2 separate regions of the Mus musculus genome follow, and region 2 is linked to region 1. A link is a contact called in ENCODE Hi-C data. All regions are on one chromosome and are shown on one strand. The core of a region is the stretch at or near the end of the contact, and the rest is flanking DNA. Distances in the headings are between cores, read along the strand shown.

What was found. Hi-C counts contacts between places; a loop is a spot of excess contacts on that map.
Region 2: a loop to region 1 is called in a map of heart, with 2.4 times the contacts of the local background. The contact joins the promoter of Cfap45 here to the promoter of Casq1 in region 1. A Hi-C loop is called at or near these places in 2 of 37 maps with a recorded cell type or tissue (both heart).

What each region holds. Positions count from the first base shown.
Region 1 is chr1:172,217,685-172,223,054 of GRCm38, forward strand. Casq1 (calsequestrin 1) reads right to left here and starts at 2,211. Exons shown (of 11, transcript NM_009813.2): 1 at 1,728-2,211; 2 at 206-290. The coding sequence starts at 2,006.
Region 2 is chr1:172,518,357-172,523,726 of GRCm38, forward strand. Cfap45 (cilia and flagella associated protein 45) reads left to right here and starts at 2,774. Exons shown (of 12, transcript NM_027972.1): 1 at 2,774-2,825. The coding sequence starts at 2,823. It overlaps Gm37125 (a long non-coding RNA gene), which reads left to right. Exons shown (of 3, transcript XR_865740.1): 3 at 8-629.

The DNA of each region.
Region 1 (5,370 bases), core at 961-3,460:
AGTCTTATTTTCTAGATGAGCAGAAAGGTTACCACCCCACCGTTCCACCTCATCCAGGGAGTGGGGCGCAGGACTCTATACAGAATAGCCCCTAATCTCAAATGCCCCGGCCCACTCTAAATAGATGTGCAGCTCTCAAATCTCCCCCAAACCCCCACCTGGGCCTCTCCAGTCTTCCATAACCTGCTTCCTTGCCCTCCCTTACCTAGTTTCTTGGCCACAGCTGCATCCTTCTCTGAGTCCACCAGGCCAAAGCCAACACCCTTGTCTTCTAAGACTTGGGCTGCTAACTGGAAGAAGGAGTCAGAATTAAATTAGCCCCCAGAATTCTTATCAACCTCTTCCTTGTGAGATACGTTCCTATCATTCATCGGGTCATCTGAGGTGCAAGAAAGCCAAGCATTGACCTTCACCATCTGTTAGAAGCAGACTCTGCCTGGGCACCTCATAACCCTAGCCTGTCTTTGGTTCAGCCTTTGAAAAGATGGTGTGTATTTATTGCTCACTGCAACGTTCCTGAAGGACGCTGAGTCTCACCTTCCATGAAAGACTGGGCCCTACCTTTCATCCTGATCAAAGGCCAAACTCAGCAGAGGGGAATGTGGGACCCTGGGATCCTGAAGTAACTCCCAAAGTGAGAGCTGTGGAGGATGGGGTGTGGGGTGAGGGGTAGGAAAGGCCAGAGGTCAAGAGGTTGCCATCATCCCTGGAGGGACAGTCACTCTTCTTCCAGGCCCCACCTCCTTCTTCTTTAGGCTGGTCGCCCCACAAGCCTCCCCAGCCAGCCACCTGCGGATTCTTTCTGCTGTGGGCATACTGTGTGCAGCTGTATCCCACCCAGCACTGCAGTGATCCTTAGGAGAATGGGAGGGCGGGTGGCAGGTGGATGGCAGAGGCCACTGAACATGGAGGATAAAAATACTTGGCTCATTAATCAGATAGCAGTTTGCAGAGCCCGATGGGGCACACGGAAATGCAAGCCAGGGGGCCGGGTGTCTTACACTGAAACATTCCAAGCTCGGACAAGGTGGAGCCTCTCTGTATCACCAAGCCGGGGAAGTGCAGACAAAGGCAAACGTATCCTAGCTCCATTAGGGATGCGTGTGGCCACGTAATCCAATCGGAAGGCTGCCTCCCCTCATTTCTTTTTTGTATTAACCGTCTCTGCCTTGGACCTAAAGTAGATTCTCTGGCTGAAATGATGGGGAAGGCATGCTGAAGCCTTCGTGAGAGTTTTCTAGTAAGGACTTCCCCTAGGGGACAAAACGCGGCGGGTTGGCCTGGGGAGGTCTGTGGGAAGCCTCTAGAAGTCATTTAACTGTACAGTCACTAAGTCAGTTGAAGGCAAATAAAAGAACAATCGTGTTCACGGTTCTGCTGTTTGCGTCTTGGAGCACGGCCCTACGTGTGTAAAGAGAGGGGGATCTTTTGGCCACAAGAGTAGTATGAAGCACAGTGCAGGGTACTGTGCAAGCTCCCCCCACCCAGCTTCTCCCCCCCCCCAGCCAAACCTAGTGCCCCTGCCTCCTGCAGCACAACTTACCAACAGAAGGGTAGGACCTTGGTCCCTGAGTCTTTTTCTTTTTGCCAAGGCCACATTCCAGTCATGTACTTGGTGGAGACAGAGGCCCAGCAGCCATGCTGCTCTTAAGCTAGCCCCCACCCTCAGACTCAGGGCTCACCGAGGGGACTGAGCATGCTCTCCAGGCCTGCTATTCTCCACTCACCTCCAGGATTAGCTCCTCCATCTCAAATTGTCTCTGCGAGGCCTTGTCGTCCTCGGGGGGCTCATGGTAGAGGAGGGCCAGCACCTCATACTTCTTAAACACGTTCTTGTAGTTCTTGGCGTTCACATTGATCACACGGTCCACACCGTCGTACTCAGGGAAGTCCAACCCATCTTCCCCCTGGACCCCTAACCTGGGCGTCCCTAGCACCAGTACAAACAGCAGTGCCAGCCGCAGCTCGGACACTGCTCTGGCCCCCATCCTGTCGGTAGCTCTCATGGAGGTAGTACAATCTGGGCCTGCTCTCCTGGTCCAGAGGAGGTTAGCTGAAATAGGGAGAGGTGCCCCTCGGATACAGAATCCTGAGTTAGGGGCTCCAGGTGGGGGTGGGGTAGAGAGTGGGCCAGAGCAGTGGACAGAGGACACTGCTGGGTCCTGGAGAAACTGCCGACAGAGCCAAGAGAAAAAGGGTCAGGAGGAGGAATAGGAGCAGGGGCGGGGAGGGAACCGGAGCTGCCCCTTGAAACTGGCACCCCCTCCGTCCCCACCTGGTCCTGTCTAAATATGTCTCTGTGGTTGGCAGGAGGGATGGATAACCTTCTGAGGCCAGGACAGCTCCATGAGAGCCTGAATCCTCTCACCTCCTATACCTCTTCCCTAGGCTCCCTCCCAGCAGCTGGTTCCTTCCCCCTCCCCCAGTGTCCAGGACTCCTTAGCCCCTGGCCCCATGCAGGCCTAAGAGCTCATCGCCATATTAAGAAAGGGAGAGAGAGAGATGCCGGATCTAAAAATAAGACCAGATGAGTTAGGGGTAAGTGAGGCTGGGGCTGGAGGAGGGGGGATGTAGGGTATCCAGGGATCCCAGAGTAGGACAAGGCCTATCAGAAAGAAGTACAGGTAGCAAGGACGACACCTTCTGGGCCAGAGGCTAAACTGATAATACAGGAGAGAATGTGGTATTTCTAACTCCTAAAATCCAGCAGTCTTCTATAGGTAAAGCCTATTTCTTTGATCTTATGGACGAGACATGAGCAATAAAAGCGCATTCCAGGCTCCAGGAAAGAAACCCCCGTGCAGTTCCCTTTAAAGACCGTGGACCAAGGATGAGATCATTCTCTGAATAAAAGATGGAGCGGAGTCCAAGACCAGAATCCTGGCTTAGCTCCAGTCAGTTTCCTTTGCTTCACTCAACAGTCCCAACTCAGGAATGCAGGGGGAAGGACAGGGCTGGCCCGAGTTCCATCCTGTAGTGATGGCGACTTGGGCTTTCTCTGCCTGTACTGCCCACTGCTTCGTGGCGCTTCCTCCTCTGAGGGCTCTGGCCTGATCCCGTGGGACTCTGATTCTAGGGCATAAGGGGCTGGGAGGATTCCTCAGACTGCACAGGTCTATAGAGAGCTAATAGCTACTATTCATTCCTATGTCTTTGACAAGGACAGATGATCCGGTATAAGTATGGGAAAAAGTTAACTCGAGGTAAACAGGAAGAGGTGGACCCTGTGCCCTTATCGGACGCTGTGGATTAATTCTGTGCATCTGAGGCACACAGCTGAGCTGGAGGTACGAAGGCTGTCATTTTTAGGGTCCTAGCTTAGAGGTGAAGAGTTGAATTAAGCTTTGAGTACTTAGCAAGGACTCCTGCATGGCCTTCTAGGGCTCATACTATATTTAGGTAAACTGAGGCTCAAGAGGGCTCAAGGGGGAGATCACAATAAAGTCAGACTTCCATGTCCACAGTGCAACGTACTTCTCATTCTAGAAGGATGGCGTTTAATTCGCATCTAGGAAGAAGTATAAAGTTATGCTAGCAGAATAGCATCTTGCATTCCCATGGGGCAGACCTTATATAGCTAATTTAGCATTCTTAAGAACATGTCAGGAGTGGATCCAAGAGGGACAGCTGACATTGTAGTGGGAGAGGCCAGAGGTAGCCCAAGCATGGCACTGGAGCTGAGGAGATCTCAGAATCCTGTCTCTTCATCTCCCAGGAGAGTGACTGATGTGCCAGGCAGAGCTTACACCCGTGGCTGCAGAGGCCACCCAGGAGTGACGGGCAGGCCTGCTCAGTAGATGATCCAGCCATGGTGTCTCATTTCTTCAGGGTTCTGGGGAGAGGGAGCTATCTGAACGGACACTGGCACACCAGACCTCTTCCACTGTGAACTGAACCTTAGGAGCCAGACAGGACTCTGGTGGTGACCCTGACTGCTTCAGCGCCTCCTTGTCTGTGCAGCCACCACTCCGTTCTTCTGGCCCTTTACGGCCCCACTTCCACCCTTACTCTCTTCAGCTCCCACACTACTACTCTAGGCCTCCTCTCTCATGCTTTCCTTTCTTCTTTCTCCTCAGCCCCCTTCCTTCCAGGCTGCCTGAGTGCAGGCCTCTGGATCTAACACGCCTCAGCTCCCCGTATCAAATGACCCTGAGTTGGGGCGTCTGTATTTTTAACCCACCAGACACTCAAAGCTCCTCACTACTGAAACTTGAGGAGCTGGTCCCTCCCCCTCCCCCTCCCCATCTCACTCACACACCTCCCCACCCCTGCTTCCATCTTCCAGGGTCTGTTTCAGCCCTGTCAGCAGCCGAGGTGGACCCCACACTGATCTAGCTCTGTCCCCAGGAGACCTTGCACTAGAAGCGGGAGGAGTGGAAGGAAAGCTCTGAGAAAGGGGCCTGACATAGAGAAAGAGGGGCTGGCTACACCTTCCAGTGGGAGGGTTTCTTGTTTTGTTTCCTCTTTCTTTGTTGTGTCTGCCAGCCACAGTCCTCTACCAGTATCCCACTTATTTATTATTTTATTTAGCCTTGTTTGTAACTGTGTTGGGTCCGAGTTACCACTATAAGACAAGTTTGAAAAGTGGTTAAGGATACACATTCTGGGATGGGGGCCCCTGGTTTCCTCTAGGAACTACTGTGCAATGGAGGGAATATGGTCCCAAGAACTGATGGTGGGTTTGGTCCTTGGCCCAAAGCCAGAAAGTGTGCAGTTGCCCCCCCCCCCGGGGGGGGGGGAGAAGGGTGGGGGCGGGGAGGTGGCATTTTGGTAACAGCTGCTGGTTTTCCCCGGTTTCCCCTGGTTTTCCTCAGCATTCCTCTGTATCATTTGGCCGGATATCTCTAAAAAGTTCCTGAAGTGAACGAGAGTCACAGGCAAAGCAGAGAGGCTCAATGAGCAGAAATGAGTTGGAGAGGGGGCAAGACAAGGGAAGAAGAATCTAGAGAGGAAGGTGGGCGGGGGTGGGGTGGGGGGGTGGCTTCTTGTTCTTTTTTACTAAGACCAGACCAATAAAGAGCTTGGGTCCCAGGCTCAGGATGTAGCTCAGTGATACATTATTTGCCTAGTATTTGCGTGTAACCTGCTTTGAGGCTGTACCAGAGAGAAAAGGCTAAAGGATGGGATAGCTAGCGTAGAGATGTCAATGACAGGGTTAAAGGGCAGGAATCACAGTCTGCCCCATATACATGAAGAGGAGGGAACCCTCCCACCCTACCCCACCCTGCCATTCCCCAGTCAGTGAGCTTTGCTAGATCTGATGCTATTAGGTATCCTTTAGAACAATGCTATGGCCTGTAGTCTGGTCTGAGAAAATGCAAGTCAGGATCTAGATTATTTAGCCCCACAAGCCCCAAGCATGGGTACAGA
Region 2 (5,370 bases), core at 1,524-4,023, 300 kb after region 1:
TTCACAGTGTAGCTGCAAAATGAAGCCCACTGCCCTGGTGTACTTGTCGAATATCTGCCTCTTCATCCCCAGAATGTGTGAATACTTAACCTTACATGGCAAAAGAGGGTTTAGAAGATTAAGATTAATTTAGGTATCCTGAGATGGGAGATGATTGTGACTGTTCAGGGTAGGTGGAGTCCATGGGCTTTGTGAATAGCGGAAGGGGTCATGAGCCAAGGAACAGGGGCAGCCTTCAAAGCAATAGAAACTCTAGGAGGAACACATGTTTGTTGATGCTGCAATTTTAGCTTAGCGAAGTACACCAGACTTTAAAACTAGTAAATTTGTGTTTATTTAAGCTCCTAAGTCTTGGTGATTTCTCATAGCAGCACTGGAAAGCTAATACACAGGGCTCAGATAGTTTTAAAACGGGAAGACTTAGTGATTCAAAGAGAAAAGAAAGGAGAAATACGAGTGGTGAACTGATTTGGGTGCCATGGGGGCAGCTGTTCTCTGATTGGACTTTAGACATGTATATAACTATGTATGCTAAATTGTTGTGTCTTTTTCTGAACACAGAGAACTTCAGTTTTTACTAAGCATTGATTAAAAATGGAATCCTCACTTAATGTCTTGTTTTCTATTTTTTGTATGTGTATGCATGGTGTGGTGTGCATGCATGTGTATATATGTGTGCTTACATATGTGTTCATTGCATGTGTATACATGCATGTGTATGTATGTGTGCTTACATATGTGTTCATTGCATGATGTGCATGCATGCATGTGGAGACTGGGGTTGGTGCTGGGTTCCTCTTTCAATTGTTCTCTACCTTACACACTGAAGCAAGATCTCTCACCTGAACCCAGAGCTTGCTGATTCCATTAATCTAGGAAGCCAGACTGCTCTGGGACCTTGACCTTGACTCTGTTTCTAGGGAATCACTGGAGGGACTGTCATATCTGCCCCACCCATCAGGCATTTATGTGGGCTTGTGGGTTCCGAACTCTGGTCTTCTGGCTTGCGTGGACAGTATTTTATCCAATGAATCATCTCCCCACGTCCACTTACAGCTTTACAGCACCAGCAGTTAGGGGAATACTTTTTCACAGACTGGCTTCTGGCTTTGTTCATTCCCAACCGCATTTTCCCTCCATTTCCAGATCCGTTAGGCAGCAGATACCACAGCCCAACTATATGGAGAAAATGGCTGATAGGTTGCCGCCTGGATGTCCGATGAGTTGATTTAGTCGCCTGGTGTAAGGAGAGTTTCAGGAAGTTTTCCTAGCCTGGAAGAGTCATAACTGTATGTGCGAGTGCGCGAGTGATGGAAACCACACCAGCATGTATCACTAAATCCAGAATAAATGTTTCTTTAAATCAACTTACATTGCACAAATACATGACTAAGCAGACATATTGCTCAGGGCTTTGCTATGAGCCTCACAGTGGCTCACACCAAACAGCAGCCTGGAACGAGGCACTCCTAACTGGGAGATACCTTCAGGCAGAACACTGGGGATCGATTTCCTGATGGCTCACTTGTCACCCTCCTCTCCCTGCCTTTAACTGTTCCTGCGGTGTGGCAGGAAGAACACATCCTTTGTTTTGCAGTGCCCTCTTTTTGGCCTTACTTTGCTGTTTGGTGTGGGGGCTAATAACTGCCTAAGAGAGGTGTGGCTAGTAATTGGATTCCCAAGGAGATAAGAGTTGAGGAATCCTGGAAATGAGCTGCACAGCTTTTTGGATTAAGCAGCAGCGATGGCAGCAGAATAATCGGTGGTGGTGGCGGTGGTGGCGGTGGTGGCAGAAGATTGTCTCCCTTCCTCTACTACCTACTACTAGGGTTTGTCAACAGTTTTCCACACTTAGGTTGGAGTAAGGTTCTCTAAGACAAGTTTGGAGGGAGACTTGGGGGTCTGGAGAGACCAAGAGCTCAGAAAATAAACATCTGAGAAAGAAAAGCAATCCCTGGTTGGTAGGAGGTTTTGTGGGGTGTGGGATGTGCAGGATTCAAGGACTGCTCAGCCCTGTCCTGTAGATCTTACTAAGGTACAAGGGACCAAGGTGAAACTGTGAAAAATCTTAAATCCTGAAATTATTCCCAGGAGACGTGTTAAAAGCCAGGTTCCCCTAACTTCCTGCCATGGATTTTGACTTTGTTTAGGGTAGGACTTACATTTTGAGTTTGTTTATTTATTTAGTGAAATACATTGCTAAGCTGCCCAGGTTGGTTTTGAACTTCCTGTCTTAGACTCCTTGTATTTTCAGTTAAGTCCCTCAGATCTAAGCTTGTGAGACCGCATACGCATCTTCAGGGCTAGAAGTGTTCTTTGGTCTAGTCAGACTCCTTCCTACTGTGGAATGTGTTTGGTTTAATGCTGCTTGCCTCTCAGCAGCCTGAACTCTCATCAGGTTTGGTTTGAATCCTCCCGGAACCCGGTAGCGGTAACCATGGTAACCTAGGGTGGAAGGGTCTGTGAGGGTAAAACCAGGATCCTCGGCTTAGCTCTTGGGGTCTTGATAGTTGAGCCCTCCGGGACCCATGGAAAGTAGACCCTTTAAAGTCTGAACCTGGCTTGAACTGGGTTAAAAGCCAAAGTGGACATGATGGGCGTATCCAAAGGGCGCAACCTTCAAGAGCCTGGTTCCAGCTACTCTAGGGCGGGAAAAGGTTGAGGGAGGGGTTCCTGCTTCTAAACTACCTCGTGACTGCTCCAGGAATTGGGCGGGGCGAGGGCGGGTCTAAATCGCTGAGTGCTAGTTCTTGGGTTGCTATGGTAACGCGTCAGCTCCGGCGGAGCCGGTGGAGGTGCCTGCAGCTGAAGCGGCCGCAACGATGGTGAGGGTCTGGGTAGCTGTAGTTCTTGAGTCCTGAAGTGGTTTGGGGCTCTGAGAGGGAAAGGTGGAGCTTTCTCTAAGAGTCTGGGGAAGACAGGAAGTTCTGGGAGTGAGGACGGGACGACGGCTGGAAAGGAAGTCTCAAAAGACTGGTAGGGTTGAATGGGGGATGTGCTGCACCTTCTCCCCCATCCTCTTGAGCTGAGTCCTCTTGGGCTGTGACGTGAGATGTTGAGAAGAGCACCCGTTAGAAGACCATAACCAGCAGGGTGATCATGGGAAAGGCACCTAATGTTTCAGAAGAGCCTCTGTTCTCACTGCGTGGGAATGATTTGGGCACATCATAAGCATTAGTGAATGAATGAATGAATGAATGAATGAATGAATGAATGAATGAATGAGGCAGGGAATTCCTGGGGGAATGATTGGGATAAGTCTGCCAGTCCTGATATTCTTTGGATGGCGGCGGATGGTCATGGTCATAGACTGTGAAGACCAGCAGGGCCTCGCAGGAGCCTGTGTTGGCTCTGAAGTGTTAGGGGAGTCTGCGGACAGGTGTCGGGGCGTGTGGTTACTGGAACTTACTTGAAATGGCTGGCCACTTGGGTGGCTGAGGTGGATATCTGGGTTGTCTTGGTAGGCCTCCTTTAGTCTCAGTGTCTGTCTTGCTCTTACGGGATTTAGTGGGTTTCAGAAGAAGCTGGGTTCCGAACTTCTGAGGACTCCCTGGCGTGCAGGGATGGGGGTCCCTTTTGGCTGTACATTTTACTTAACTGTCTTCCCTCAGCACAGCAGTGTGTGTGTGTGTGTGTGTGTGTGTGTGTGTGTGTGTGTGAGAGAGAGAGAGAGAGAGAGAGATATGACCTGACACTATGCCTGGTACCAAAGGACAAGTGTTAGAGGTAAGTTCTTCTGTCCTGTGTTAAAGGTGCCTTTTTCCCTAGCATTCAAGGGAATGCTAATCTCTCCCAAGCCCAGAGATTCCCACCCAGAGACCACTCAGGACAAGAGTTTGCCAAACTTACTGACCCTAACTTACTGGAATTTTCCTTTGGATAGGAATGGGCATACAGACATGTCAGGGGGCAGTGGGTTTGAGTAATCACCAGCAAGCCAGGAGTGTGTGTATAGTGCTAATCACAGCTTTTTGTTTGAGAGCATGGAGGGATGAGAGGTGGTGGCAGCAGGGAGGCTCATAGACAAGCTTCCAGAACTCCCCCAAAGAAAAGGATCAATAGATCCTATGGAGGGAGAGGCTGGAGGCTCATCTTCAACCCTGGTGTCAAGTTACCGGGATATGTCACAGGTGGGCAGCCTGGTCCATTTAAAGAAAGAGGACAACCAGGTGGATCACTCATAGCGAGAGGCAAGAGACCTGATGTGAGGGAATCCCTCCTTTCCCATAGCCAAGTCTGTGGAGTGGGAAGTACTCCCAGGCCAAGAATCTGAAGCCGGACTTTGTCAGCCTGTGTTGACTCTGTGTGCGAAAGAGGAACTGGATCTGAGTGGGAAGGAACGTCTAAGAATGAGCAGCCTTTGTCTTTGTTCCCTTGACAGGTGGTGGTGTACTTACGTCAGGGAAACTCCACACCGACCTATTCCAGTCCCGGCTTGCCTTGTCTTGCTTGAGTTTAAGCCAAATCCCCTAGATCCTGTCATATACAGATACTTTGTTCTCAACTAGAAATAGTTATGTATATAAATACTGTGTTTCTTGGTCATAAAATAGTTACCTATCATTGCAGAAAACTATTCAATATAAGAAACATGATAGTTACACTCACCCAAAATGCAGGGACCAGAGGGCAGTGGTGAACCACCCAAAATGCAGGGACCAGAGGGCAGTGGTGACATAAACGTGCGATGTTATGCCCGGCTTTATTTTATTTTATTTTTTTTCTTCTCACTCCGGCCCAAAGATTTAAATATTATTATACATAAGTACACTGTAGCTATCTTCAGACACACCAGAAGAGGGCATCAGATCTCATTACAGATGGCTGTGAGCCACCATGTGTTTGCTGGGATTTGAACTCAGGACCTCTGAAAGAGCAGTCAGCGCTCTTAACTGCTGAGCCATCTCTCCAGCCCTATGCCTGGCTTTAGGGCTCAACTTTTATGTGAGTGCCACGGAGCCAAACTCAGATTCTCACAGCCTTGCAGCGAGCACCTTGCAGCCAACCCAGTCCTCCATACCAACATTTCTAGAGGAGTACTTACACGAAGTGGAAACTAAAGGGCTTCTTGGAAAGTTGGTTGGGTGGTGTTTTGCTGGGGCAAACACGTGAAGGAACGTGAAGGAACGTTTAGCTGAGGTGAACACAGGTGAAAGACTAAGGCAGACTCGTGAAGGAACGTTTCGCTGAAGCAGACACAGGAGAGAGGATGCTCTCTGCTAAAGCAAGCATGCGTGTGACAGGACAGGTGATGAAGGATTCTTTGCTACAACACACGTGTATTGGTCTGCCTTACATTGTGTAGTTGAGCTGCATTTGTTGGGACTCGAGGTTTCCTGGCGCTTCCACACACTTGGACTGATTGGAAGA